Regions from separate parts of the Homo sapiens genome. Here region 1 is linked to region 2. A link is an interaction called in ENCODE POLR2A ChIA-PET data of the cell type or tissue named here. Cell type or tissue: OCI-LY7. All regions are shown on one strand. Each heading gives the region's core, and the rest is flanking DNA. Links, peaks and the distances in the headings are about the cores only.

Evidence for each region. Peaks named below come from ENCODE experiments on the same cell type or tissue, not always from the same donor. Only the 100,000 strongest peaks of a DNase experiment are listed, where the experiment ranks them.
Region 1: POLR2A ChIA-PET joins it to region 2 with 5 read pairs; 2 of 35 experiments call an interaction of 5 or more read pairs at or near these places.

What each region holds. Positions count from the first base shown.
Region 1 is chrX:46,954,825-46,970,053 of GRCh38, forward strand. All of the region lies in intron 1 of JADE3 (jade family PHD finger 3), which reads left to right. Among named protein-coding and RNA genes, the nearest start is that of JADE3, 50 kb to the left of the region's middle. RefSeq lists an enhancer at 8,815-8,994. In OCI-LY7, for the core only: no CTCF peak of the experiment used is centred there; DNase peaks (open chromatin) are centred at 6,447, 6,947 and 7,267; H3K4me3 peaks cover 1,831 bases; H3K27ac peaks cover 2,358 bases.
Region 2 is chrX:46,661,137-46,676,365 of GRCh38, forward strand. It overlaps SLC9A7 (solute carrier family 9 member A7), which reads right to left. Exons shown (of 17, transcript NM_001257291.2): 4 at 11,415-11,491; 5 at 8,471-8,583; 6 at 1,402-1,507; 7 at 880-1,021. Among named protein-coding and RNA genes, the nearest start is that of SLC9A7, 90 kb to the right of the region's middle. In OCI-LY7, for the core only: no CTCF peak of the experiment used is centred there; no DNase peak of the experiment used is centred there.

The DNA.
Region 1 (15,229 bases), core at 4,258-9,257, 290 kb after region 2:
GATTATAGGTGTGAGCCACCGCACCCAGCCAGAAATATGCATTCTTTAAAAGCCACAGTGGGCTTCCCAGGTGTCTGTTGAGATCTGTCAGGTTCCAGGCATGCAAAGGCTGCTCAACTTATAACCTTCTAGGCATATATTAACTGTGTACAGCAAAGAACCTTACTGGTTTAAAAGGTATGGTACCTTTTTGAAAGAAAATCCTCAGCTATAACATGTTGTCTCATTTACTCCTATTGAAATCCCTTATCTTCTTGGCTGGGAGCAGGGTAGCAGCAGAGAGCTGCTTGAGTTTTTACCTCACTATCTTTATGCCAGACTGGCCCTCCTCATAGAAGTGATACTTGTTTTCCATTGCTAAGACTTTTATTTTTTCTTTTGACAGCAGCCAAAGCAACTAGTTTAAAAGAAAACACATTCATTATTCTTACTCTTCCATTTTATAAAGGAATGTTTATTTCAGTGGGATGTTTCTGTGGAGATCTCTTTAGCTGTGGGAGCAATTTGCCTTTGGTACTGGGAGAACAAATAACAAGTCACAGAAACAGTAATTAAACAGGCAATAGTTCTCCAAATAATACTGATTTAATTATGTGCATAAGGTTGATCGGGGTGTGAGAATTAAAGCTAGCTTTATTCAAGGCCAGTATAATTCTTGTGACTCTCTTGCCTATAATAACTATTAGTCCCAATTAAGTGATTTATTCCTTATTGATTGTGAAATATTCCCAGGTAACACAATTCAGATTTGTATTGTGTTCAGACTGTTGCATTATCTTTTGAAGTTTTCCTTGGGATAACTGTGGTGCATTTCCCAGAGCCTGTGAACTAGAATTTAGAAACTGAGAGGTTCCAGTCCAAGGTTGATGGAACGTGAGAATTGTAGGGAACTTGGAGATTACCAAATCCAAATTCCTTCCCAGTGCAGGAATCCTTGCCACAGTATTTGTCAGACAGGTGGTTGTCTGACTCTTGACAACATTATTTTTTACCCCAAAGAATACATATTTTTCCTCCATACAGTTTTGAGGCTACTAAAAAAAATAAGACCAAAAACCTTAACAGATTGGTGGTTCTTTATTCCCAAGCCAAAATCTGCCTTTCAGGAACTGTCAGTATCATTCCTGGCTCTCCTCTCCATAGTCACACACAGCAAATCTCTTTTGTCCAAAATATTTAAAGCTATCTATTTTCCTACTTCCCATTCCCCTTTCTCCCACCCGTGGCCTTTTTTTGTGTGTTTTGTTTTGTTTTGTTTGAGACAGAGTCTCGCTCTGTTGCCCAGGCTGGAGTGTAGTGGTGCCATCTTGGCTCACTGAAACCTCTGCCTCCCGGGTTCAAGTGATTCTCCTGCCTCAGCCTCCCAAGTAGCTGGGATTAGAGGCACACACCACCACACCTGGCTAATTTTTGTATTTTTAGTAGACAAGGGGTTTCACCATGTTGGCCAGGCTGGCCTTGAACTCGTGACCTCAAGTGATCCACCTGCCTCGGCCTCCCAAAGTGCTGGGATTACAGGCTGAGCCACCGCGCTTGGCCCCCGTGGCCTTTTAAGCTAAAACATTTCTGATTCATGTAACAACTTATTTCAAGGATTTTAATATAATGGAAAAATTCAAAGAATAATATGATAAATACTCATATTCTCTACCAGCCAGAATTATCAACAATTAAGATTTTGTAATATCTTTTTTTCTTTTTTTCTTGCTTGTTTATTTTAGAGACAGGGTTTCACTCTGTCAGCCAGGCTGGAGTGCGGTCGCGCAATCATGGCTCAGTGCAGCCTCGAACTCCTGGGCTCAAGCGATCCTCCCACCTCAGACTCCCAAGTAGCTGGTACTGCAGGTGTGCATCACTATGCCCAGCTACTTTCTTCCTTCCCTTCCTTTCCTTTCTTTCTTTCCTTCCTTCCTTTTTTCTTTTTTTTCTTTCTTTTCTTTCCTTTTCCTTTTCCCCTTTGTTTTCTCCCCTTCCCCTTCCCCTCCCCTCCCCTTTCCTTTCTTTTTTCTTTTCTTTTCTTTCTCAGGGTCTCTGTTGCCCAGGCTGGAGTGCAGTGGCATGATCTCGGCTCACTGAAACCTCTGCCTCCCGGGCTCCAGTGAGCCTCCCACCTCAGCCTCCTGAGTAGCTGGGACCACAGATGTGCACCACCACTTCCAGCTAATTTTTTTTTAATTTTTGGTAGAAATGAGGTTTCTCCATGTTGCCAAGGCTGATCTCAAACTCCTGAGCTCAAGCAGTCCACCTGCCTCAGCCTCCCAAAGTGCCGGGATTATAGGCATGAGCCACCATTTTTAAATAAAGGGACTAAAACATTACAGAAATGCTTATTTCTCCTTTGGTCACCTCTTCTAATGTCATCCTCCTCCCTCCTCAGTTTCAGATAGATTAGATAGATAGATAGATAGATAGATAGATAGATAGATAGATAGATATAAACGATATATAGATTTGTTTTGGATCTATGTTTTAATTTACATAAATGGTGGTATTATGAATGTGTCTGTTTTTTCTACACAGCAAAATATCTTAGATCTTTTCATATGTTTTCTATTAATCTTTGCATAGTATGTATTATTATATGTCACATGATGTTTTTGGCTGTCTGCCATTTGGGCATGTGGTAGGATTGTAGTTCCTGTCCCTTTTGAGGTTAGGCGTGGCCCTGTGACTTGCTTTGGTCATTGAAATGTCAGTAAAAGTAATGAATGCACTTCCAAATGGAAATTTTAAGAGCTAATATGAGATTTGCCACATTCCATTCCCCTGGCCGGTAGAGATGGAGCTTCTGACAGCTTAGGTCAAGAATAACTACAATAAGCTCTCCTACCAACTCACTTTAAATATGTAGCATACGGAATAAACAGACTTTGGTTGTGTTAAGCCACTCAGATTTTAGGTTCCTTTTGTTACCTTGGCAAACTTAGTCTATCCTGATTGATTATAGACCCACTTCATTGTTTTTAACTGCTGCAAAGTATTCCAGAGTATGAATGAACCTTATTCTGTCTAGCCGTTCTATTGATGGAAACCTAACTACTTTCTGAATTTTGCTTTTATAAACAGTTCTATGTTGATCATTGTGCAAATTTGTGAGAGTTTCTCCAGATATATGTTTAGAAATAGGATTGCTGGGTCATAGGGTTTGGATATTTTCAGTTTTATAGGATTCTGTCTTTGCTTTCCCAGGCGGCTACACCATCTCTCACCCTTTCAATGGTCATTTATGTGATATGATCCCCAAACTTTTTCTAGTCTTGGTTCCCCTCTCTGGATGCACTTTCATTGGTCACCATTAATGGTACTCAGATTGGAACATGGTTGTCCAGTTGTTGTCCAACTGAGGTAGACATTATGTTTCTGAATTCAGCCCGAGTTTAGTAGCTGCATCACTAAACTGTGGTGTTTACTGACATCAAAAGCTGAAACTGCTATCATCCTGTATTTGGGAAACAATTTAATTGCAGTGACTTTACATATGTTCTAGTTAAATTTCATCCTGTTTTTGCTTATAATATTTGCTTTTGAATTCTCCTCTTTTCTTTGATGAATGTTATCCCTCTTAGGGTCAATAACCCTAAATTCATCTATGTTACTCATCAAAGTTTTGATCAAGATAGGGCCAAGGGCATAGCTCTGTGTCCCACCAGAAGACTCCTACCTTCAGGATTACCTGCCTGCAGCCTGCATTTTTTTTAATCTATCAGCAGGAAAATCCTGTCAGCTGCCTCCACGTATTACTGTACCTATAAACAATTTTCTCAATAAATGAGTGACTGGAACAGAAAAGAGCCTAAAGTAAGTTGGGTGTGTCATGTTCTTAGAGAGCCTATGCTGGCTGCTAGTGACTGTTTTCTTTTTCAAGTGCTTATCCAGCCAATGCTTTATTAATGTGGTTTAGAATCTAGTTTGAAGTGATATTCAAGCTTTTTATTTGCAATAATTATATCTACCCCCATTGAAAATAAGGGAGATTTTTGTCTCTCTGTAGCCTATTGGGAGATCTGGTTTGAGTTTCCACAAATAAAGTAGTTTTTAGGATAATGACCAGCCAGGATGCTTGTGCTCTACTTCCCAGCCAGGGCATCTTTTCTCCCTGAACAATAACCAACCCTTTTTATAATTTAAGGAACTGTAAGGACTCCCTAGGCCAGTAGCTTGGGACATCACAAGTTAGGCTTCCTGGTAGTCTTTCTCTTGTTCTTTAGGACCAACCACGTGCCTAATTCCAGTTACTATTTTTCTATAAGGATTCTTAGTTATACATCTCAGAGTCCTGACTTAAATTAGCCTAAGTAACAGAAAGAGGGTTTACTGGTAAATGAAGTCCACAGGCTGCTGACTTTAGGAATGGCAACATCCAGGCTGTTATTGCAGCCCCAAATCTCCTTTTCTCACCTGTGTGTTCCTGTGATTTAGTTTCACTCTCAGGCAGACTGTATCTGTAGCAATGCAGTGCCTCTTTCCCAATACCTCTGTCAAAACACTTGGCTGACTTGTCGACCTAGCTTAGGCCATGTGCCTTAGACACAGGAGGTGTGTAGTGTTGGGGAAGGGGAGTGAGCCCTGATTCATTCTTCATTCATATGTTTGATGAGTGCCCAGTATGTACCAGGCACCGTGTTAGGCTCTGTGGTTATCACAGTGAACAACACAGGCATAGTCTCTGCCCTCTTGAAGTGTCAATGTGTAAGGAAATGGACTTTAATGTGCCCACAGTGATAAAGGAGAAGTTACTTGGTGCTGGGAAGCAAATGACATGGGTCCCTACCTACTCTGGGGTAGGGGACAGAAGGCTATCCTGAGGAAATGTTGTTTGGATTGAAATCTGACATGACTAGGAGATAGCCATGTGAAGTAGGATAGGGTGATGATGAGCAGTCCAGAGTAGGGGGTAGGATAGTATTGGAGGTAGAAAGGAACATACTCCAGGCACTGAAAAGAATACCGGATGTTGGGACCACAGAGACTGAAGGGGCAGAGTATCACAGGTAGGACTGGAAAATTAGGTTGGCACCACCTCTGACAGAGCTGCATGCTTTGCAGGAGATTTAGAAGCCATACAAAGTTTAAAGCAGGGAATCAAAGTGATTAATAGCCCTGGTCCATATGGGTAACTCACTTTCTGAGATACAGCTTAGTCTCATTAATTTACCAAGCTCACTTACCTGGTTAGCATTTAAATCTATGGACACCACAATATCTATCATGTTCAAACTGGGCTCAGGCATTGCCTCTCCCAAGAAGCAGTCCTCATTGCCCCTTCTTTCAAGCCACTGGAAAAGGATGGGTGTTCCTCTATTCCTGTTCCCTTAGTCCCCTGCTCAGAGTACTGTCACAGTTTTGTTTACCCCATCCAGGTCTGGGCAGAATGTGTAGGTGCCCAGCCAAGCTAATGATTGGCATCTGTGCAACAAAAAAAAAAAAAATGTTATCATAGCAGACCTGACTTTGAAAAGGCCTGCTTACAAGGTTGACTCTGGGCTGGCGAATAAGAACTTTATTTTGGGGATGGTTCTTGACCTTCCCAGAACGGATAAGGGTGGCTCATTGTGCCGGAATTGTTTATACAAGTAATATGGTTTATGCTGAATACCTGCTTTATTTCTTGAAGTCTAAAATTTTGGTCTGTACCAGTCAGAGGGTGCCTATGTGACCAGTCACCAATAAAAACCCTGGGGCAGAGTCTCTAGTGGGCTTCCCTAGTAGACAACATTTCACATGTATCATCACAACTTGTTGCTAGGGAAATTGTGTTCTGTGTATGCACTAGGAGAGGACTCTTAGAAGCTTGTGCCTTGTCTCCCCTGCACTGCATCCCATGAGCCTTTTCCCTTTGCTAATTTTGCTTTGTATCCTTACAGTGTAATAAATCATAGCCATGAGTATGATTATATGCCGAATCCTGTGAGTCTTCCTTGTGAATCACTGAACCTAGGGGTGATCTTGGGAACCCCTTACACAGCACCCTTGCAAAAACCATTATTTGTTCAATGCATATTTAAAGGAGAGAGTGAGCCTGGTAAGGAACCAGGTCAGAGAGAGAGGTTCTCTGATGGTGGCAGTGACTCTCCTGTTGAGCAGTCAGATTTCACCCTAAACTCGCACTCTCCACTCTACTAAACCGCAGTTCTGCAGGGGCCTAAAAGGGAGTCTGTGAGCACTGGGAAGCAACAGAAGGGTTTTACATCAAGTATCATAATCAGGTTTGCATTTTGGAAAGAATAAATGCCCCAGAAGCAGGAAAATTTGTGAGGGGAGTTTGCTTTATCAAATTAAAACTTACTACAAAGCCATTATAATAAAAATAATATGATAATGGACTAGAAATTGGTGTTATCCACATTTTCCAAATTCCAGCCTAAGTTCCTTCATCAGATCTTTATTGAGTTCTTTGATGGGCCCTGTGAGAGTGAACATGTGAGACTTAGTTCCTCCTTGGCTGTACTTCTGAGACAGATCATGCAAAAACAAGCATCATTTATACTGTCTACAACGGAACGCTCTGAACTTGTTTTTAGGTGGTTGTGATGCTATCAGTTGTCAAAGTAGTTATGTGGGGTTCTGAATTCAGAACTTGATAAAAACAGTAAATGAACAAAGGACTTTTTACCAGTCTCCTGTGAATTGCTGATATTTCAAATCGTTGCATATTAATAGCTTAGGGGTAGTTTTAATTTTTATAGTTTTTCAGCTGGTAAAAATGAAATATTTCTGTTTCCACAGTCTGCCACCATTGTTTTGTCTTCCTTTGTGTGTCAGGAGTGGTGTTTCCTAAGGGAAAACTTAATTAGACTGTGCAATAATTTTCTTTGGGAAATAGAGAAAGCTGGTTATGTAAAATACACTGGACGAAAGATCTTATAAAAAACCTTTGAAGGAGGGAAACATCCTGTACTGAGGGAACTGAGGTGGGATGATGGAGTTTTGGTGTCCCTGTTTTGCATTTCTAACAGTAAGCTTGAAAGCACAGGATCTTCTGACCATTGAAGCTGAAATTATGTATGCAGTGTTTCTCATGAAATAACATTTACCATAAAAAAGACTGCGTTTATACTTGGGTAATTCTAAAAATTTCTAGGCAGAAAATTCTAAAACCGTTAATGCAAAAAATTCACAAGCTCAAGACCCACACGAGCACACAAAAGCATTACATTGATTACATGTTTGTATATTGGCCAATCCCTGAAATGGTGTCTCAGAAGGATTAAAATTGAGCCTCTGTTCTGAGCATGTGGCTTCGGCTGTGGCCTGGGAGAGTGCCAGTTATTCGAAGCACCTGCGCCTCCTCACAGGGTCTTGTTGTGGCTGCCCAGGAAGATGGAGGAAAACTGCCTCACCACTCTAGTCACATATGCAGGGGTAGGAATCCTGCCTCTTAGGCTTCTCCTGCTCTGACTGACAAGAGACCCAGAGATGATAGTCTAGCCATCTGGTTGCAACTCTGGGGCAGAAAAAGCAGAAACTAGAATAAAATCAAATATATCCTCCCCCCACTGACACCAAGCACACACTGATAGTAATAATCAGAATACTTTTTTGTCAACAACCTCCTCTTGTGTTAAACAACATTCTGGAATCCTGGTTCGCCGTGTACAAATGGCACATGAAAAGAGGGTGCTCAGATCTGATCTAGAAATTTGAGATGTAGGTAGAGAGACCTAATACTCCACTGGGGACCCACAGGCTAATTACCTTAAGTCTGGTAAGTGGAATACAACTCCTAAAGGAAACTAGGTGTTTTGAATTGAGAAAAAAAAATGTATTTATAAGCGAGGCTTTATGTATTTCTTAATATATGTCCTTAAAAGTTCATAGGAATTAAACTTCTCTAGAATATGTGAGGGCTTTGGAGACTAAGAGAAGCAAAGGAAGGAAGCTTTTATTTTTTGCTTATTTTTGTTCATGAGCCAAATCCTGCAGTATTAGATTGAACCCTATGAAATTGCTGATATGCAAACATTTTGACTTGCAACAATGGCAGTTTCATATGGTTCAACCTAATATAAACTAATTTTTTTTTTTTTTTTTGGAGAAAGAGTCTTGCCCTGTCTCCCAGGCTGAAGTGCACTGGCTCAGTCTCCGCTCACTGCAACCTCTGCCTCCCAGGTTCAAACGATTCTCCTGCCTAAGCCTCCCAAGTAGCTGGGATTATGCGTGCCTGCCGCCACGCCCAGCTAATTTTTGTATTGTTAGTAGAGACGGGGTTTCACCATGTTGGCCAGGCTGGTCTCGAACTCCTGACCTTGTGGTCCACCCGCCTCGGCCTCCCAAAGTGCTGGGATTATAGGGGTGCTCTGATGTGTTACTCTGACATTCCAGTTAAATAGTTAACCACTGGTTGCAGGTGCCACGCTTATCTCTGGACAGGGGAGGTACCTTATGGCTGCCTTGGCATCAGACAGGATTAGAAACTTCCAGATAGAGTGACATTTGCTACTCGTATGGCTGCTGTTATGTACTTCTTTTGGGTCAAGTGCTTGACCCATCTGTGATCTTGGCATTAGCTACAGTGCCTTCCTCTGTGGATCCCAGCAGTAATGCCTACTTTGGAAAATTAGTACCCAAAGTGATTTAGTGTAGTACGACTGAGGTTTGTGATGAAATTTCCACTCTACAGTTAATCATTAAAAGCTGTGTTTCAAATTCTGTCAGTTAACTATTGCTGTATAACGACCACTTCAAAAGTTAGTGGCTTAAAATAGTAATTACTTAGTTCATTCTATGGGTCAGTCATTTGGGCTGGGTTCAGCTGAGCAGTTCTGCTGTTCTCAGCTGGTCTCCCCTTATGCCTATGGTCAACTACAGGTCAGCAGGGAGCTCTGCTTTTGAAGTCCAACGGCTGTCAACTGGGGCAGTGGTAGGAGGTAGGAGCACAGAGCTATGCATCTCTCATCCTGCAGCAGGCTAGCCCAGACTTGTTCTCATGGTAGTTGGTCAGGTTTCTAAGAGTGAATAGAAGCAGCAAGGCCTCTTGAGGCCTAGGCTCTGAACTGGCACACCATCACCTCATACTGTACTCGATTGCCCTAAGCAAGCCACAAAGCCAGTCCAGATTCAAGGAGCATCCATAAGGAAAGGGCATGGATAAAGAATTGGGGCCATTTTTGCTATCTATCACACAGATACAAATTACTCTTTTTTAAGGCACCAGTCTACTCCTATAACACTTAAAAACACATGTGTTCTATGTGTTTGGAATTAAAGACTGACCAGAAGCAAATAGGAAAGTATTAAAATTGTTCACATGTCATGACCCTGATGATGGTCCTCTTGTGAAGCTAAATTGTTTTGAAGCTTGGATGCTCTGAGACCTGGATGTGTATCACATTTTAAATCAGTCATTAATCCTGGATCCTTGCAATAAAATGATGTGAAACCCATAAATGAAGGTTTAAAACACAGCTGCAAATTTTTTTATTCTCTTCTCCTCGGGAGGTAGGATCTGTGCCTCCTTCCACTTAAATCTGGGTGAGCTTGTGACTACTTCAATACAATAGAGTATGAGACTTCTGAGGCTAAATCATAAAAGGCAATCTGCCTTGTTCATTGGAACACTCATACTAGGACTCCTGAGCTGCCATGTAAGAAGTTTGACTATTGAGAAGCCACCTATGCCAGAGAGGCCTTAGATAGGCACTCTGGAGGTAGTCTCTGCTAAGCCCAGCCATCCCAGTCAAAGATGCCAGATGAGTGAAGACGTCTCCAGATGATCCAGCTGTTTGAATCTTCCCAACTGAGGTCCCATACATTGTGGAGTAGAAAAAAGTCATCACTGCTGTGCCTATCTGAATTCCTGACCCACAAAATTCATGAAGTGATAAAGTGGTGGTGGTTTTATGCCACTAAATTTTGCAGTTGTTTGTTGCACAACAGTCAGTAACTGGAACAGCATAAGTGAATGGTCATGGGTGTGTTCCAATAAAAGTTTATGGACACTGAAATATGAATTTCACATAATTTTTATATGTCACAAAATATTTTTTAAATTGTTTTCAACCATTTAAAAATGTAAAAACCATTCTTAGCCTCCAGGCCATACTAAAAATAAGCAGTATGCTAGATTTGGCCCATGGGCTGTAGTTTGCTGACCCCGATCTAAAAGGTTGTGTAATAGTCATAAAATTTAAACTTGAGGGCTTCTCGTCAAGATGGCTCTGATTTCATACTTTAAATTCATATCTCCTTTCTTTAAAAGTGATAATAAAGTAAAAAATTAGACATATCTGTGGTCAAGAAAGTATAAATCTCTGGACCAGAAACAGATCAGACAATAAGTGAGGATTATTAGTTACAGGCCTATAGTTATGGACATTCTGGACTCTTAGGTCCAGAAAAAGGTAGAGATGGCTGGGAATTGTATTTCTGTAGATAATGGGATTAAAACATTCAGTGAATGGAGGAAATGATCCCTGACTGTGAAGTCAGAGATTGCCCATGAACAGAGACAGTAAAAAGATGTTGCTTCTGTTCAGAGTGGCAGGCAGGAGAGCAGAGAGAGACTTAGGACCAGGGACAAATGTATTATTGGCTCACTGTCTAAATCTGGAAGATTTTCAAAGAGATAAAGGAAGAATAACATCCATTACAAAATTTTTAAAGTCCAGTCCATACCTGGTAGGAACTCATTCTCGGAGATTTGATAATATTAGTGGTTAAAAATACTTTAAGTTAGTGATGGTACTATACACAGGCCACTCTGAGAGCATACTGCTGTTGATTGTCAAAGTGTGGGTGAGTCATAGTAGGGGAGGCATCCTAGAAGAGATTTGCTGTGCCTTATAAGGATAAGGCTCCTGTTTGCTGAGCCTTATAAGAATTAGTTTATATGTTTTAAAAGTGAGGAAGCAAGAAGAGGGTCCTCCTGGGAGAAGGGATGGTATAAAGCCTAGAGGTAGGAACTGCAGAGGTTCAGCATTGTTTGAGCATAAAACTGGGGCAGAATGTGGTGAGGGATAAAGCTGCAGAAGTAGACATGGCTTGATTGTGGAGGGCTGTGTTGGCCTTGATGAGGACCTTAATAAAGATCCTAGGAGCAAAGGACAGCCATTGAAATCTCTTGACCGTGGAGGCACATGATCCAATTTGTGTTTTAGATAGGTCTCTGGCAGTTGGGTGGAGGGTAAATTTGGGGACAACAAGATTAGGACTTTTAAAGCCAGTTAGGAAACTGCTCTTGCATTCTAGGTTTGAGGAAATAGATAGGTCCTAAACTAAGAAAATGACAGCTGAGATGGGAAAGGAACATTGATTTGGAAGATTATTTTAGAGGTTAACTGACAGGGCTTAATAATTGATTGGATGTTCCAGGGTAAGATATAGGAAAGAGTTCAGAGATTTTTCTAGATTTTGTGATGGCATAGAGGAAGGTGCCAACTGAGACCAGTTAGAAGGTAGGAAGAACTAGTGGAAAACAGAACATAGTTTCCTCAGTGTTGATCGTCTTCCAGCTTGATGTATCTGGTTGTCAGGACTTTTTTCTTTTTGTTGATGTATCTTTCCTATTCTTTCTTCCTTCCTTCTTTGCTTTGCTTTTCCCTCCTACCTTCCTGTCTCTTTCGCCTTTCCTTTCTATCTCCAGCTCTGGACCAGAGGACCTTGTTTTGGGAGCCATAAGCATGTGGGTAGGGCACTTCAGGGAACCACCATCACCTACAAGATGGTTAGAGGAAGAAAAAAAGTGTTAGCAACACAGGGAACTTGAAAAAAGCTTCTGGAAGCCAAAGGAGTAGTTTCAAGAAGGCCAGAGTGATCAGCGTGTCAAATGCAGCATACAGATACTTAAAGATGAGGGTTGGGAAGTATGCACATTTTTCCAAGAATTCTGGTGAGATAGAAGCAATTAAGGAGAGATTGAGAGTAAGGAAGGAGTTACAGACTGTAAACTACTTTTTGAGGAGTTTGCAAGAGAAGGCAAAGAAAGAAAGAAAGTGGATATTAGCTAGAGAAAAATGAAGTAGGGTCAAGAGATGGTTTGGGAATAAAGGTAGAGAGGTTGGAACCTGTTAACAGAAAGAAATCCAGCATAAAGGCAGAATTTGGAAGTTAAAAGGCAGATTTTTTCTGTTCATAGAAAATCATCCATATGTTTAGAGCTGTCTAGACATTAGAATAAATTGCTTGTTAGATAGTGAGCTCCTGGTCACTGGAGTAGTCAAGCAGAGCTTAGCTGTTTTCTGGTCAACTGTGTAGAAAGATACATTGGTGAGTGCCTTCAGGAGTTTTAGCCTGTGTTCAATTCCTAACAGTTTTCCCAAAGTTGCTTTAAGCATTATAAGTTAATGAGTTATTCTGTGGATCTGCCTTGCCTGGCAGCTCTCTAGAGATTTGTGGAATCACTAGACCAAGTTAATTTATTTGCCTTTGATCTTGAAGGATGAAATTAAACTGCAGATTTTCAGATAACAAAATATTGAGGCTTAGGGTCCAGGAAAGTTTCATCACATTGAACAATCAATCATGCTGTAGGCTCACAGGTATTTTTTTGACAAGATGGTCACTTTCCACACACAGCAACAAAGAGTCTTTGTTTCAAAATTTTGAGTTTAATTTTTTATCTGTCCATTTTTGTAAAATGGCGTTAACTCAGAATAATTAAAATAGGGCTAAGATAATAGGAGAAATGAATAGAAAGGAAAAACCTGCTTTCTTCTGTGTTTCATATTCCTATCTGGATGTTTTTGGTTTTCTAGGGCCAAGGGGAGGTAATTAGGTTCCATCCATGACTTAGATCTTTTAGTGATCTCTTTCGTTAACATTTAAAACAATTCAGGGGTAACTTGTTGTTTTGTCTCAAATGACTCAGGTACTGTTTCCAAATCTGGCTTCCTGGGGCGGCTACTGGAGCATGAACAGCAAAAATGACTGAACTCAACTAATTCTCAGAAAGCCATATTTTAGTCAGTACTTTCCAGCTTTCTCACTCATCATTGCTTTTACAGAACTAACAAGTGTTGTAACTAACTGATTAGCCTTTTATTTCTTCTCGAGTTACACATTTTAAATTCTGTTAACCTTTCAGAATGCTAATAAGTAGTGAAATGACTAAAATCCAGGCAGGGAGACTAGAAAATGCAAGGACTGAGAAAACAGCTCCCCGCTCCCAAGGCAAAACCAGGAATACCAGGTGTGGTGAATATTTATCTTTTGAGGAAAAATAGATATACTTCCTTGTTACAAAGTGACTTGCTTTCTTCTGGGCCCACAGATAGGGGGTCAGCCTCCCAATTATCCCCAGGCTTGTAAGTTTTACCCGTTTCTTAGCCTGTTTGTTTCCTCACTCTGGAAGAGTACAGTAAGTGAAAATCTCACAAAATGATAGGTTGATTCTTTCTCTTTCTCAAATTAATACTTTCCAGATATGTAGGAACATTAATAAACTGCTCTTTTTATCATATACTTGCTTTTTTAATAGTTAATTTTTAAATTTTGAGTTAATTTTTTATTTTGAGTTAAGAGATTTTGAGATAATAAATTTAGACAGGAGTTGCAAAAATAGTGCAGAGAGCAAACTTCCCATTCCAGACAGGATGGAGTAGACACATTTCAGTCTATTCCAATTCAAAGTAATGATACAGTGAGTTTAAAGGTAAATGGAAAATTAACCAGGCACAGTAGTGCACACCTGTAGTCCTAGCTACCTGGGAGGCTGAGGCAGGAGGATTGCTTGAGCCCAGGAATTGGAGGTTATGGTGAGCTACGATTGTGCCACTGCACTCCAGCCTGTGTGACAGAGCAAGACCGTATCTCAAAATAAAAAGTAAATGGATGGAAAAAAAATATCATGCAAACACCAATCAAAAGAAAACTGGAGTGGCTATACTAATATCAGATAATTAGATATCACAGCAAAGAAAATTACCAGGGACTAAAAGAATGATACAAAGGGTCGATCCACCAAGAAGGCATAGCAATTTTAAATGTGTATGCACCACATAACAGAGCTTCAAAGAACACAAAGCAAAACCCAACAGACCTGAATTGAGAAATAGACAAACCCAAACCCACAATTATGCTTGAGAATGTTAATACCCCTCTTTCAGTAATTGATAGAACCAGTAGACAGAAAATCAGCAAAGATATAGAAGAAATAACACCACCAGTCAACCAGATTTAATTGACATTTATAGAATGCTTCACCCAACAACAGCATAATATACTTACTTTTCAAGTGCACAAGCAACATTCACCAAGGTTGACTACATCCCAGGTCATAAAACAAACCTCAACAAATGGAAAAGAAGTGAAATCATATAGAGTATATTCTCAGACCATAATAGAATCAAAGTAGAAATCAAAAACAGAAAGACGGCTGGGTGTGGTGGCTCACGCCTCTAATCCTAGCACTTTGGGAGGCCAAGGCGGACAGATCACTTAAGGTCAGGAGTTCGAGACCAGCCTGGCCAACATGGTGAAATCCCCTCTCTACTAAAAATACAAAAATCAGCCGGGCGTGGTGGCACATGCCTGTAATCCCAGCTGCTCAGGAGGCTGAGGCACGAGAATTGCTTTAACCCAGGAGGCGGAGGTTGCAGTGAGCTGAGATCGTGCCACTGCACTCCAGCCTGGGCAACAGAGTGAGACTCTGTCTCAAAAAAGGAAAAAAACAAAACAAAACAGAAAGACTACAAGAAGTTCTCCAAACACTTGGAAACTAAGCGTCACACTTCTCATCAGTACAGTGGCTTGAATGCCTGAATGTAGATGAAAATATACCATATCAAAACTCGTGGCAGGGCGCAGTGGCTCACGCCTGTAATCCCAGCACTTTGGGAGGCCAAGGCGGACAGATCACCTGAGGTCAGGAGTTCAAGACCAGCCTGGCCAACATGGCGAAACCCTGTCTCTACTTAAAATACAAAAATTAGGTGAGTGTGGTGGCAGGCACCCAGCTACTCAGGAGGCTGAGGCACAAGAATTGCTCGAACCCGGGAGGCAGAGGTTGCAGTGAGCCAAGATCGCTCCACTGCACTCCAGCCTGGGTGACAAGAGCGAAACTCCATCTCAAAAAGAAAAACTTGTGGGGCGTAACTTAAATGAGTGCTAAGAAGGAAATTTAGAGCACTGAATGCTTATATGAGGAAAAGATGAAAGGCCTCAAATGAATAATCTAAGCTCCCACTTTAACTAGAAAAAGAAGAGCAAGATAAACCCAAAGTAAGTGAAGGAAGGAAATAATAAAAGAACAAAAGTCAATGTAATCAAAAACAGAAAAACAGAAAAAGCAATC
Region 2 (15,229 bases), core at 5,313-10,312:
CTGCATATTCTCACTCATAGGTGGGAATTGAACAATGAGAACACATGGACACAGGAAGGGGAACATCACACTCTGGGGACTGTTGTGGGGTGGGGGAAGGGGGGAGGGATAGCACTGGGAGATATACCTAATGCTAGATGACGAGTTAGTGGGTGCAGCGCACCAGCATGGCACATGTATACATATGTAACTAACCTGCACATTGTGCACATGTACCCTAAAACTTAAAGTATAATAATAATAAAAAAAAAGAAAAAAAAATTATTTTTATCATAATTTTGTTATTTTTTTCCATATTGATTACATGTTGGAATGATGTGGTTTAAATTACATAGTAATGCCCACCAAAGAGGATATGATGCAGGACTCACCACATCTGTGGAAGGGATGCCTGCTCTTTCCACACTGTTTTTTTAGTTTGTTTAAACTGAATACTGGGCCATCCTTTGCTTACGGAAGGCCACTAACTAGCTATCGCCACATAACACCATGTGGCCGGGAACAGCAGTTGGCAGCAGCTAGCTGGGGCTAAAGTACTTCCCAGCCAGTAGTCCCTAATTCTCAGTCTCCTCCTGCCTCCTCAGCTCTTTTCACCCCTCTAAAACTGATGCTCCAACTGGATCACAAGAAAGGGAGAGAAACAGCAAAGGTGAAGACAGAGCGAAGTCTAGGGTTGCATTCCTAAACATTTTCTCAGACTCTCAGCTAGGGACCCAACCGTCATGCTTCACCAAAGTGACATATTTCAGGAGCCATCATGCCCCAGTGGAACACTCAATGTAAAATTCCAATTTGAAAGAACAGCTGAGAACTTTCTTTTTGAAAGTGTAATGCCACACACGCATACCCAGGCCCGAGCTGAAACTACAAAAAGGATATTAGAGCAGTCACAACACCAGTCACAGCTCCCATGGTAAAAGAGCCACTAAATATACCTAGAAAAATGCCAACTGACTTAAAAAAGGCAGCAGCATCAAAGGCGTGAGTGTTCAGTCCCGCTGGCTGGTAGGCAACAATAGACCTAAAGTTTAAAAACAAGAGACAGTTTTAAAAGACTGCACAGGTTTTACACTATGGTACTTGAAAATATCGACAAACATAGGTCTATCTACATTTTGTCAAGCATTGGCCAGGGTAAATTCATTTAATTTAATCTGCAGCCAGCATTGCCCAGGGTAAATTCATTTAATTTAATCTGCAGCCACCATGTTACGCTGGTGTCAGCATTCTGATTGCTGCTGGGCACACAAAGCAACGTAATTTTATCCACAAAGCTGATAAATCTCATTTAGAAAAACACCCAATTCAATATGTAATACATTTAAGATAAGCCTCTGAATTTAGCCCAAAGCATAGAGGAAACTGGGGTGTCTCTTCTCCAGCAGAAACACTGCTACTTACGAGGACAGTACAATGGCAACAGCATCATTTAGGACGCTCTCTCCAAAAAGAAGTGCGTAAAGATCCACGTCTGCATGCAATTCATTAAATATCGCCAGCACAGTCACTGAAAAGTGAGCCGAAAGCACAGAAATTAGTTTTGGTTTCTGACCTTAAATCACTGATTACAGATTTATAGAGGCAATTCCTATCTTGGGTGGGACTGGGTGATTCAAGAGATAGCAAGGGAGTCAAAGATAGACTTATCTATCTGTGGCAGAAATGAAAACCGCAATCTTCCTTATCTGAAGGAGCTTTGATATGATGCTTGAGTCTAATGATATTGCACCAAAACACTATGCTTTCCACTGTGATCCCATCACACTTTGAAAGTATCTGTTACAGAACTTCAAAAAATAATGACAATCAATGTGATTTGGCTTCACCAGTGGGTTGAAATCTCTTTGATTTCTCTGGCTCAATAGAGCCAAGGTTAAAATAACAAAGTTATTATAAAAATGATTAATGAGATTTTGGTCGGGCATGGTGGCTCATGCTTGTAATTCCAGCACTTTGGGAGGCTGAGGCAGGTGGATCACCTGAGGTGAGGAGTTTGAGACCAGCCTGACCAACATGGTGAAACCCCGTCTCTACTAAAAATGCAAAATTAGCCAGGCATGGTGGCACACGCCTGTAATCCCAGCTACTTGAGAGGCTGAGGCAGGAGAATCACTTGAACCCAGGAGGCGGAGGTTGCAGTGAGCCAAGATCACGCCATTGCACTCCAGCCTGGGCAACAAGAGTGAAACTCTGTCTCAAAAACAGAAAGAAAAAAAAAAGGGCCAGGCGTGGTGGCTTACGCCTGTAATCCCAGCACTTTGGGAGGCCGAGGCGGGTGGATCACCTGAGGTCAGGAGTTCGACACAAGCCTGACCAACACAGTGAAGCCCCGTCTCTACTAAAAATACAAAATTAGCTGGTCATGGTAGCATATGCCTGTAATCCCAGCTACTTGGGAGGCTGAGGCAGGAGAATCACTTGAACCCAGGAGGCAGAGGTTGCAGTGAGCCAAGATCGTGCCATTGCACTCCAGCCTGGGCAACAAGAGTGAAACTCCATCTCAAAAAAAAAAAAAAAAAAAAGGAAAGAAAGAAAAAAAAAGGGCCAGGTGCGGTGGCTCACGCCTGTAATCCCAGCACTTTGGGAGGCTGAGGCGGGTAGATCCCTGAGGTTGGGAGTTCGAGACCAGCCAGACCAACATGGAGAAACTCCATCTCTACTAAAAATACAAAATTAGCCGGGTGTGGTGGCAGGCGCCTGTAATCCCAGCTACTCCAGAGGCTGAGGTGGGAGAATTGCTTGAGCCTGGGAGGCAAAGGTTGCGGTGAGCCGAGATTGCGCCATTGCACTCCAGCCTGGGCAACAAGAGTGAAACTCTGTCTCAAAAAAAAGATTAATTAGATTTTATAAATTCCATCTTTGTGCCAAGCCTTTGAAACATGGTGTGTGTGTTGCTTAAAATAATAATGACGGGGGTGGGGGCAGGGGCAATATCGCCCCTGACTGAGAACCACCGATCTAGATACATGCACGAGAGCTGTGTTCTCTCTCAACACTCATACCCAACTACCCTCTCTCTTGATGGTTTCTACCATACAACTGCAAAAACTAAAAACCCACTTTCCCAGCTTCCCTTGCAGAAAGCATTACCTCTTCCTGTCAGGAAGAGGGCAGAGAGGCCAGACACCAACGCAGTCATCTTGCCTCCATGGGGCAACTGATGTGTGACTGAAACCCCAGAACAGTGGAGCAGAAAGACTGAGTGTAGTATTTTTTATGATTGTAGTGGAAGCCGGGACATCAGCCCAGTACTGGTACCCAAGATAAATATCTATTTGTTTAAGCAGGGATTAGCCAGGTTTTTCTGTTCTTTGCAGCCAAAAGCATTACTAATTGATACAATTAGAAAACCAAGCCAAACAAATGTTCAGTTTAGTGAGTTATTATAAGCCAACCAGTCTTGTAACCACACCCCTGTTCAAGAAATAGAACTTTGTCAGTCCCCTATATGTCCCATCCCAGTCTGAAGCCTCTTCCTTCACTAAAGGGAACCGCTAAACTAAATTTTATAGTCATCATTTTCTTGCCTTTCCCTATAATTTAATCACACAAATGCACATTCCCTGACACTATCATTTGGTTTTGCCCATTTTTTAAAAATTTTATTTTTATTTTTATTTCTATATATTTTTTGAGACAGGGTCTTGCTCTGTTGCCCAGGCTGGGGTACAGTGGTGTGATTATAGTTCACTATAGCCTGGAACTCCTGGGCTTAAGCAATTCCCCCCATCTCAGCCTCCCAAGTAGATGGGACCACAGAAGCATACCACACCTGGCCTAAAAGCATAATTAATAATAATAACAATAAACACGTACATAGCACTGATCTGTTTCAACTTCTCATTCTCCCTGCTCATTATCTCACAAAACAGGTCAGGAACCGTTCTGTGCCCCTCCTGAGCAAGTCTGTGCCTGACCACGGGGGTGGGATGTGGGTGCTGACAACTGGAAGACGATGGGATGGGGATGACAGACTGGCTAAGTGGTCTTTAATGGGAGAGATGAAACAAACTGCCCTCCTCCCTACAGCAGGACCCTTGAAATCAGGGTGAGCAGGGTCACAGCTATTTCCAACTGAACACAGACTGAGAAATCACAATTAACTAACTAAAGATCACTGGGTACAGGCAGTGGGAAAAACAAAAGAATGGCAGATATATGAAGAAGGAAAAACTCAAGGACCTAAATGTGTTCATTCAACTAACTTTTCTTGGACACATCATCCATGTAGTCAAGGGCACTTAGCACTTGTGAGCACTCAGTACAAAGTGGCAAGCACTGACATGTACAAAACAGACCTAACTCAAAGAGCTGAGGGAGCAGATAATGGAGTCTAGAAAGAGTGACTAGGCAGGTGGCACATTTGAACCAAGTCCCAAAGGATGCACTCCAGCCTGGGCGACAGAGTAAGACTCCATCTCAAAAAAAAAAAAAAAAAAAAAAGAAATTGTTAAGATAGTAAATTTTATGTCAGGCATTTTTACCACAATAAAAAATTAATAATAAAAAAGGAAATTGCATGCCCTTCCTGTGAACCATCATGATGTCATTTCCCCAATTTTAATTCATCACCTTTGTACTCCTTGAGTCAATCAGCCTGACTCACAGGTTTCTATTTTTCTTTTCTTTTTAGACAGGGTCTCTGTCGCCTAGGCTGGAGTGCAGTGGCATGTGTTCTCTGGTGGCTGCCTAGGAAGGCACCATGGGGTGCAAATGCATTTTTTTTTCTTTAATTGTGGATCCGTCTAAAACAAAAGCCCACAAAGATGGCACATGGCAGCCATGACACATGACCACAGAGTGGAGAAGGCTCCCTGTCACAGTGCAGCCTACACTATCCCACATATATTATGTCACCTTTGACCAGAAGACCAAAGACTCATGTCTCAAGCCAAGTACAGTAATCAGGGACAAGGATTCTTATTCCTTCATATCAGTCAATACCACTCTGTATCCTAACACTATAAAGTTTTTTGTTTCATTTTTTAAAGACAGGGTCTTGCTCTGTCATCCAGGCTGGAGTGCAGTGGTGCTATCACAGCTCACTGCAGCCTCAAACTCCTGGGCTCAAGCAATCGTCTTGCCTCAGCCCCCCGAGTAGCTGGAACTATAGGCAATCACCACTATGGTCAGCTAATTTTTACAATTTTTTTGTGGGGATGAAGTTCTACTATGTTGCCCAGGCTGCCAATATCAGAATTTTTGTTTGATGCACCAGGTACTAGAAGTCAATCTGGTCTTGTGATGCTTAACTCTGCACTTAAGATTTTATCTCTTTTATGACCCAAGTTTTCAAACAACAGATTTTTTAGGAGGCTGGTAAAACACTTCTAATTTACAAAAACATTCTACATTTCAGGAATATTTCTATTTAAAAAGCAGTTAAAGTTAATGTCCTGATGCTTAATAAGTTTAAACTTTCAATTTTCTACAACTTCCATTTCTATAAAGCCCTTACTGTGCCAGTCTTCATAGGCCAAATGAAAATGGAGTAGCATGGTAATGCCTTCCATTATTCTCTACCATAGCATAGACACATTAAAGGGAAGTAAACAATTACAAAGATAATCTAGAAAAGTAAGCCTCTCTATCCAATTAAATGAAGTAACACTGATAGCTCAGGAAACAATATCAATAATCTTTATGTTAAACTAACTTCCCTTTACTTGTTAGTGGTACTAGTAAGATGTCAGTAATAAAATTATAGATGAGTATACTTAGAAACACATTTTCGGACAGACTAAATACCTTTCTCAGACTTATGAAGATCTATTTCTCCACAGACACACATCTGGAGACAGTCACAGACAGCACAGGATTAAAATAATAAAGCTGATTTTCAGAGTTCTCTTTGGAAACATGCTTGGCTTCAGAGATGATCTGTTATTTGTTTATTTTTTAAACATAAGGAAAACTGAGAAATCTCTGCCTGAGTCAGATGTGGACACAGACCAGCATAATTTAGACAGGGTACACTCAGTGCCTTACACGTGTTGTTTCATTTCATCTTCACAATAGCCTTAGGAGATAGGTGCCATCATTTCTACTTTATATATGAGGAAACTGATGTGAGGGGACAATGTGTGCCCAGGCCACCCGATCAGTGATTGGTAGGGCTAGAACTAAACCCAAGGCCTGTGACTCCAAATCCCACCTTTTCACAAACCAGAGTGCCTCGACAGCCAAGTCTTCAATACTAATTTACTCAGGGTGTTTGTAATAAAATATGAGGGTAAGAGAGGTCAATGTTTTTTTTTTTGAACATTGAGATTCTTCAGAACCACACAACTGTCTAGAGCTATGCTGTTTGATGTGGTAACCATTAGCCACATGTGGCTATATACATTTAAATTACTTAACATTAAATAAAAGTTAAAATCAGTCCCCCTATTGCATTACCCTACATTTCAAGTGCTCAAAAGCCACATGTGGCTACTGGTTACCACAATGGACTTGCAGATTATAGAACATCTCTATCTTCACAGAAAGATAGCACTGATGGAGAGGACCCCCAAGGGGCATGGTCAAGTGGGGTATCTTAATATCTTTAAGGTTATTACTGTTCAGAATATTAGAGGGCATTGGAGACATTGAGCAGACCTTTCTATCTCTACCGTGAGGACAGGAGCAGCTCATTCTCCAGAACTTCTTTCCCTAAGGTGTACTCTCAATAGATGACACTAAGGAAGAGAATAGCTGTAACTACTTTATGCAAACTGATCAAATTATAGGTTTCAACTTGGAAAGGAGAACTTTTTTGTTTGTTTTGAGCTGCAAGGGAGGGTGTAATAATTCACTTGTAAGAATTGGTTCAACCAACACTTGAAAAATACAAGGCAAGGGATTGATGAATAGAAAACCATGTCACAGTGCACAGTCCTGCAGGAATGCCGCACAAAAGGAGTTTACAAATTAAATTACATTCACTACAGATAATCATGTGTGTTTCTACTAAGAAAAGGTATTATTTAACCCAAATGCTATGTTACATAAAAGAAGGCAAAAGGGCAACACTGGGAAAGAAGAAAATCTAAGTGTAAAACTTATGACCAAATTAGTCATTCTAAGACGAAAGGCAAAACATGTTATACAGCCGGGCACGGTGGCTCACGCCTGTAATTCCAGCACTTTGGGAGGCCGAGGTGGGCGGATCACCTGAGGTTGGGAGTTTGAGACCAGACTGACCAACATGGAGAAACCCTGTCTCTACTAAAAATACAAAAAAATTAGCCGGGCATGGTGGTGCATGCCTATAATCCCAGGTACTCCGGAGGCTGAGGCAGAGGAGGCAGAGGCGGAGGCAGAGGTTACGGTGAGCCAAGATTGTGCCATTGCACTCCAGCCTGGGCAACAAGAGTGAAACTCCATCTCAAAAACAAAACAAAACAAAAAAAAAACATGCTATACAGATACAATGGAATATTATTCAGCCTTAAAGGTTAGGAAATTATGAGAAATGCTATAAAATGGATGAACTTTGAGGACATTATGCTAAGTGAAATAAGCCAGTCACAAAAGGACAAATACTGTATGATTTCATTTGTATGAAGTATCTACAGTAGTCAAGTTCATAGAGACAGAAAGTCAAAGGTAGCTGCCAGGGGCTGCAGGGAAGGGGGACTGGGAAGTTGTTGTTTAATGGGTATAGCATTTCAATTTTGCAAGATGAAAAGGTTCTGGGGATTGGTTTCACAATGATGTGGGTATACTTAACTCTACTGAACTATACACTTAGAAATTGTTAAGATAGGCTGGGCACGGTGGCTCACACCTGTAATCCCAGCACTTTGGGAGGCCAAGGCGGGTGGATCACGAAGTCAGGAGATCGAGACCATCCTGGCTAACACGGTGAAACCCTGTCTCTACTAAAAATACAAAAAAATTAGCCAGGCGTGGTGGCAGGCGCCTGTAGTCCCAGCTACTCAGGACGCTGAGGCAGGAGAATGGCGTGAACATGGGAGGTAGAGTCTGCAGTGAGCCGAGATCGTGTCACTGCACTCCAGCCTGGACAACAGAGCAAGACTCTGTCTCAAAAAAAAAAAAAAAGGAATTGTTAAGATAGTAAATTTTATGTCAGGCATTTTTACAACAATAAAAAAAAATTAATAATAAAAAAGGAAATTGCATGCCCTTCTTAGAAAAGCCATCTAACTGTAGTCCCGCTGCTTGGGAGGCTGAGGCAGGAGGATTGCTTGAGCCCAGGAGGTCAAGGCTGCAGTGAGCTGTGACTGCACCACTGCACTCTAGCTTGGGCAACAGAGTGAGATCCTGTCTCAAAAAAGGAAAAAGGAAAAGAAAAGCCATCTAAGTCTGTTAGACCCACCTATTGGTCACTTCTTCCACCACCATGCCATGCAAATAAATACTACATTCTCCCTACTGCAACAAAAGTTAATGATTGCTCTGAACTTTTAAAGATTTAAATAATGGAATATCATAATAATAAAGACAAATACACAAAGCCAAATACCTGGGTCAGTGGCAGAGATGATTGCTCCAAAAAAGAGACAATCTGTGTAGTAAAATTTATCTGAGAGCTGTCCCATAATCTTCATGAGCTTCACCACACCATACATGAGATTTCTGTAAGAAGGTAAGGTAAACTATGTCAGGAGAAAAAAATAAGTAACTTAGCAAACACGCAAGCAGAATAGCACTAGAATGCTGCTCTTAGAGATTTATGAAAACAACAGGCAGCTGCCATGGTTTCACACTTACCAGAGACATTGCCAGCAGGACTTTGGCATCAAGTAATAGTTTGCAGTTAATGTCATCTTGCTGAAATATCTGAACATTTCATTTTTAAAAGTTGTACTGGCTAACAACTAAAGCAACCATGAAGCACAGTCTTCAATTAGCAACAAAGCTAAGGCATTTGACGCAACTGGGTAATACAGAGGAAAGGAAGAGACAGAACCTGGCATAATGTTTTTGTAGCAATAAGTTGCTACAAAACTCATAAGACTCTAAGATAATGCATTTAAAGTCAGAGAAATCAGTAGACTGGATGCAACTAGAGAGAAAAAAATGGGTTGGTCACAAAGATCCAAAGGATCTTGCCTTCTCTGCCAAGAATTATTTCAAAAAAAGGAAAAAGAGGCGAATATCTTTAAATGTCCTATTAGAACATCCATATACCCATCAAGATATCTGGGCTTTCACTCTTTGCATGGGTCAGGCAGGCCAGCAATAGCCCTCCTTATGCTATGTAGACTATGACGTGGGCTAAGAGGGACTACCAAGTTAAATTTTTCAGCTTGGTGGAAGCACATTTCCTACAGGACAGCTTACAAATTGGGAGGAGTGAGGAGTGTGAAAAGGTCTAGTACATGTTACAAGGGTATCTGTGCGTGCATGTGTGTGTGTGTGTCTGTGTGTGTGCGTGTGGTGGCAGCAGCAGTGATAGCAGCAGCTGCAGGGGTTAGAGGAGTAAAAATAACCATGGACTTGACTCATTATACCCTACAGCCAATGCTCTAATAATGAGATTCTTGATGCCATTGCCCACCTTTGTGTCTCAAATGCTTAGAAGGGTGGACTAGCTAAGCTAGAAGCAAAAGAACTATTCACAGAATGGAATCATTTTGAGAAGAAACAGCTATAACTTAATGCTTGCCTATTGTGTGCCAGACACTGTTCTAGACACTTAACCAGCTCAATTTCTTTTCACAGGAATTGTATGTTACAGATTTGATTTGCCCTTTGTTGCTTATCAAAGGCTTCTTTCATGTACCCTTTAAACATTCCTGGAACAAGACCTTCCTCTCCATTTCCTTCCACCAGTCTGTGACCTAAACAATAGACTTCTCCGGCAGCCTTTTCCCCATTTTGCTTCCTATCATCACTAATGCCAGTTATGTAAAGTGTCATTCTTCAATAATATGTATCTCTTAAAGGATAAGTCAAAGCCCCTCCTTTTTTGATGGCACAAAAGGCCCCTGCTATTATCTCCAGGTTTCTAGCTAATTGTTAAAAAATTAATAAAAATCCTAACTTTATTCAGATTTTCTTAGTTTTTAACCTAATGTCCTTTTTCTGTTCCAGGATCTTATCCGGGATACCACATGGCGTTTAGTCATCCAATCCCTTTAGTCTCCTCATGACTGTGACAGTTTCTTAGACTTTGCTCATTTTGTTTTTTTGAGACAGAGTCTCACTCTGTCGCCCAGGCTGGAGTGCAATGGCGCAATCTCGGCTCACTGCAAGCTCCGCCTCCCGGGTTCATGCTATTCTCCTGCCTCAGCCTCCTGAGTAGCTGGGACTACAGGCGCCCGCCACCACTCCCGGCTAATTTTTTTTTTTTTTTGGATTTTTAGTAGAGACGGGGTTTCACCATGTTAGCCAGGATGGTCTCGATCTCCAGACCTTGTGATCTGCCCGCCTCGGCCTCCCAAAGTGCTGGGATTACAGGCGTGAGCCACTTCGCCCTGCCAGACTTTGCTCATTTTTGATGACCTTGGCAGATTTAAGGAGTACTGCTCAGATATTTTGTAGAATATCCTTCGACTAGGATTTGTCTGATTTTTTTTCTCATGGTTAGACTGAGGTAATGTGGTTTTAAGTGAACAACCAGAGAGGTAGAGTATCCTTCTCATCACAAATATCAAGGTACATACTATCAACGTGACTTACCACTGCTGATGTTGACCTTGATCACCTGGGTGAGGTAGTATTTGTCAGGTTTCTCCACTGTAAAGCTACTCTTTTTTCCTGCTTTCTGTACTGTACTCTTCAGAAAGAAGTCACTACGCACAGCCCACAGTCAAAGAGGGAGTGGGAGGGGACTGAGCTCCACCTCCTTGAGGGGGGATGTATCTACATAAAGTATTTGGAATTCTTCTGCACAGGAGATTTGTCTCTTTCCCCCATTTATTTATTCATCCAATCACTTACTTATATCCATATGGACTCAGTGATACTTACTTTATGCTCTTGGGGATAATCTAATGCAATGTTATTTGTTTTGTCGTTCTTCAGCCATTGTGGGGCGGCTTTGACCATTACAGGGGCTTTCAGGTTGGCTCTTGTGTCCCTTTGACATCCCCCACATTCTTTTGTCTGTCTGTTTTCTGAGTACTTCCTTACTTTCTGGCATTACAAGATACTCCCTTTTCATCTTGTATATTTCCTGCCCCAGCCCTAGAATTAGCCATTTCTGCAAGGGGCTCTGGTTGTTTTTATCAAAGAATGATAACAGAAACCAAGATCTGGGTGCTGGGTATAATTTTATTTCATGTAAATTGATCTTAATTTAAATAGCCACACGTGGCTAATAGCTACCATACTGAACGGTGTAACTCTTGATCCTGACTGCCATCATCAAAAATATCAAAATACTGGACTCTGTGGACCCAAATGGATCTCATCCCTATGGAACGTGTGTTAATTTGGTTATATGACAAAGGTTCACTTACCCAATAATGAAGCATGAAACAGCAGTCCCCAAGAAGGCATAGGCCAGTATAGATCCAAGATTTCTGAAAAAGTGTCTCTGAATAAAACAAACAAACAAAACCCAGGAATCACATTGTGATTTTCAACAATGAGCTTAAGAAACACATTAAAAGTCTCTAAAAAGTGGAACTCTACTTACTGTTTCCATTACATCAAGTAACAACTGAAGTTACTCCTATATGGTGTTATTTAACCTTAGACATCATGGTTTTAAGTTATCTTCTATACAGCCAGGTACTGAGCAAGTAAGCAAGGACTTAGTAAATTTTCAGACAAAACTGCTCTGGATGATTACATTAAATCACATTAAGTGTGTGTATATGTTGTGCGTGTGTGTGTGAGTAGACCAATCATTTTTACAGATTTAACCCAAACCATTTTACTCAGTGATACAGCACGTCACTTCCAGTTCTGGTGGTACCTCAGAAGATCATCACAGATAGAAGTTTAAAACAAATAAAGTGTGAAGGTGCTATGTCATGAGCTTTCTGCTTAATTTGATATCAGAAAACAGAGTCCTAAATATCTGCTCATGGAACCTGAAGCGTCTCCTTATATTCATCTAGATTAATGTCTGAAGCCTGGGAAAGAGGGACAATAGAGATGGATGTGGAGAAATGAGAAACAGATAGTTCCATTTAAGATGGCCAAGTTTATACAAGAAGAAACACATATCAATATCACAGCTAGAAATTATTCAGAAAGTGGCAAAACTGCAATCCTTTCAATGCTTCTGCACATTCATTGGTTACCTTAAAAATATAAACACACACACACACACACACACACACACGGATTTACTTGTTTTACCATGTTGTCTTGGAAGGATTTACTTCTTACAAGTCATTAGGCCTGTGGGATATTTTGACGGAGGAAATTCTGCCTGTTCTTGGGATCCTAAGACACAGTTCTGCCTCCTCAAGGCATAAGCCATTCTCATTTGACAATCAGAACTATTTAACAAAAACAGACAAAAATCTCCCAACACTCTGATCAAACAAGGGCCAGGAATACTTTACCTAAAATTTTTTTAAAAGGCAGGAGAGCCCCAGCATGTCAGCTGAGCAACATCAGAAAAAAACAGGGTGCAGGAAGAAGAACCCAGCCTAGATCAGGCAGCTACCATGAAGCATGACCAGACAAAGGGCTGCAGGCGTCCTCTGGTCTGCATCCCAGACACAGGGCCTTCCCAGTGCTTGCCCCTATCTGAGTCAGTGAAGAAGGTGTTAAGGAATGCCTGCTGCCCCTAAGCCACCTGCTCAGGAGAGAATCCTTCAAGGGCTTGCCATGCTGACAGGCACCGAATGAGGGTGCTGCCTGTACATAAGATGGACACATTATGTTTGCCTCTTAAATAACCGCCTTTTTGTTTTTAATCGAATGCATTTATACACCAATGTTTTGAGAAAATATATATTTCCAAAAAATCAACAGCTGTGAGTCTGCTTCCCTTTAAAATCTCCATAAAGGGCTTCAATCAGGGAGGGCTAGGAGTGTACCAAGAACAAGGCATGAGATGAATGAACTTGTGAGGTATCCAAGAACAAATTTCAATCCCAGATGTGCTTTTCCTTGCCACTCAGCTTTCCTTTGGGTAGATATTCCCATGGTAACTCTGAATATAAATTAGATAAATACATATTCATGACATTAGCCAAAGCAAAAAAATTAGGAATGTAAATCTGCAGCCAAAAATACTTTCATAATATATTCTAAAATCACACACACACTATTACCCATCTCCCGTTCATATCTGCTGATGTGAGCTGAAACTTAACTGTATTTTGAAAAGCTATACTACCTATTTGTGTATTATGTCTAGTACTTAAACGTATACTTCATAGTTCACAAAGTGTTTTCACATATATTAGCCCATCCAATTCTCACAATGATCTATCTGGAAGGTGTTATTTGGACCATCATATACGAGAGAACCCAAGGCTCAAAGGCATGATGTAAGCTGTTTCAAGTCACACGTCCGCCAAACCAAGCCACAGACTGGAAAGCTGGTCTCCTGACCCCAAAGCATCATGCTCTCACTGCGCAAGCTGCCCTGCTACCCAGCTCTTCGATTCCCACTTCTCTTTGGGAAAGAAAGGACAGGAGGTGTCCGGTAAAATCCTAGATCTTTCATCCCACCCTTATTTGGTTACAATACAGCCATGACTAGTTCAGAATCTCCCTTACTTTTCCTCCTCAATTATAAAATGACAAGAAGAGACAAAAGGAGATGATGGCATGCCCTGGCAAAGTCTTCAAAAATATAAGCCCAAGACAGGCCAGGATGAGAAGTTTTGCTTTGGTGAAAATCTACCTGATATCCCAATTCCTAGCTGTACCATTCTAAGCCTCACACTGCTACTCCTTGGGAAATCCTATCCCCTCCCATTCCTCACTGGCAAGTTTTAACATGTTATTGTATATGTGTGTGTGAGTGAGGGAGAGAGAGAGAGAAAGAGAGAGAGAGTGAATGTGTGTGTGTGTGTGTGTGTGTGTGTGTGTGTGTGTGTGTGTGTGTGTGTGTGTGTGTTTGGTGGGGGAGTCCACCAATAACGGCTTCTATGGGTGAATTATTTCCCTGCCAAGGCCCTCTAAGCAAACCATGAGTGGTAGCACAAAATCAAAGCTAAATCCAATGAGAACTTTTTCAAGTCAGAAAGCCCAGGTCTGCATGATAGCTATATGATGTGAATAGGCCAGAGGGTCTGAATGTTATACCATCCGTTAAATGGTGAAGTATTTATTACACATTTCACTGACAACAGGTTTCATCAGAGATGGCAACCATATTAAGGACCAACTATTTAGGTGCTTTTATAGGGACAATTTAAAAAGGAAAGAGACTAAACTAATAGTTCATAACCTGAAAGACTAGCTGTGATATTATGATGTGTATGTACTGATTTTCATCTACAATTCCTGGCTCATAAACTCCCATAGCTCTTGTTACAGTCTTTTGTTGTAATGCTGGGCACTTTAGGCCTCAGAAGCAGGTAGCAAAAAAATAGAATCCCTCTGACCTTCTCTTGCCCTCCTTTCATCTGCTCCTTTTTTGTCCCAAGGCAGGGCATAGAAACTAAAAATATACTCTAATTTTCTCCTGCCTTTTTGAAGTAGGTCATAAGACCCTCATTTCAGAAGGGATCCTGCCCCACACTGGGGAGGAAGGAATGCCACACAGAGAGGCCAAGAAGAATCTGAACACACAGGCCTTGCTGGGTTTCCCCACTCAGTCTATCAGCATTACATCACATCCCTTTTGTCCAATCACTTTTCTACATGGTTGTCAATCACGCCTATGCAATGAAACCTCTGTAAAAGGTTCAAAAGGATGGGGTTCCGAGAGCTTCCAAACAGCTGAATACATGGAGGTTCCTGGACGGTGGTGTCCCGGGAGGGCATGGAAGTTCCGTGCCCCTTTCTCCACACCTTGCCTTATGCATCTCTTCATCTGTATCCTTTGTAATATCTTTTATAATAAACTGGTAAATATGAGTGTTTCCCTGAGTTCTGTGAGCCACTATAGCAATGTAATGAAACTCAAAGAGGGGGTCGTGGGAACCCCAACTTGAAGCCAGGCAGTCAGAAGTCCCAGACTTGTGACAGGTGTCTGAGGTGGGGCGGGGGGGCAGTATTGCGGGACTGAGCCTTCCGTGGGATCTGGCATTATCTCCAGGTAGATAGTGTCAGAACTGATCTGGAGGACACTCAGCTGGTGTCCGCTGCAGAATTCATTGCTTGTTTGCTGGTGGGGAGAAATCCCTCCCACATTTAA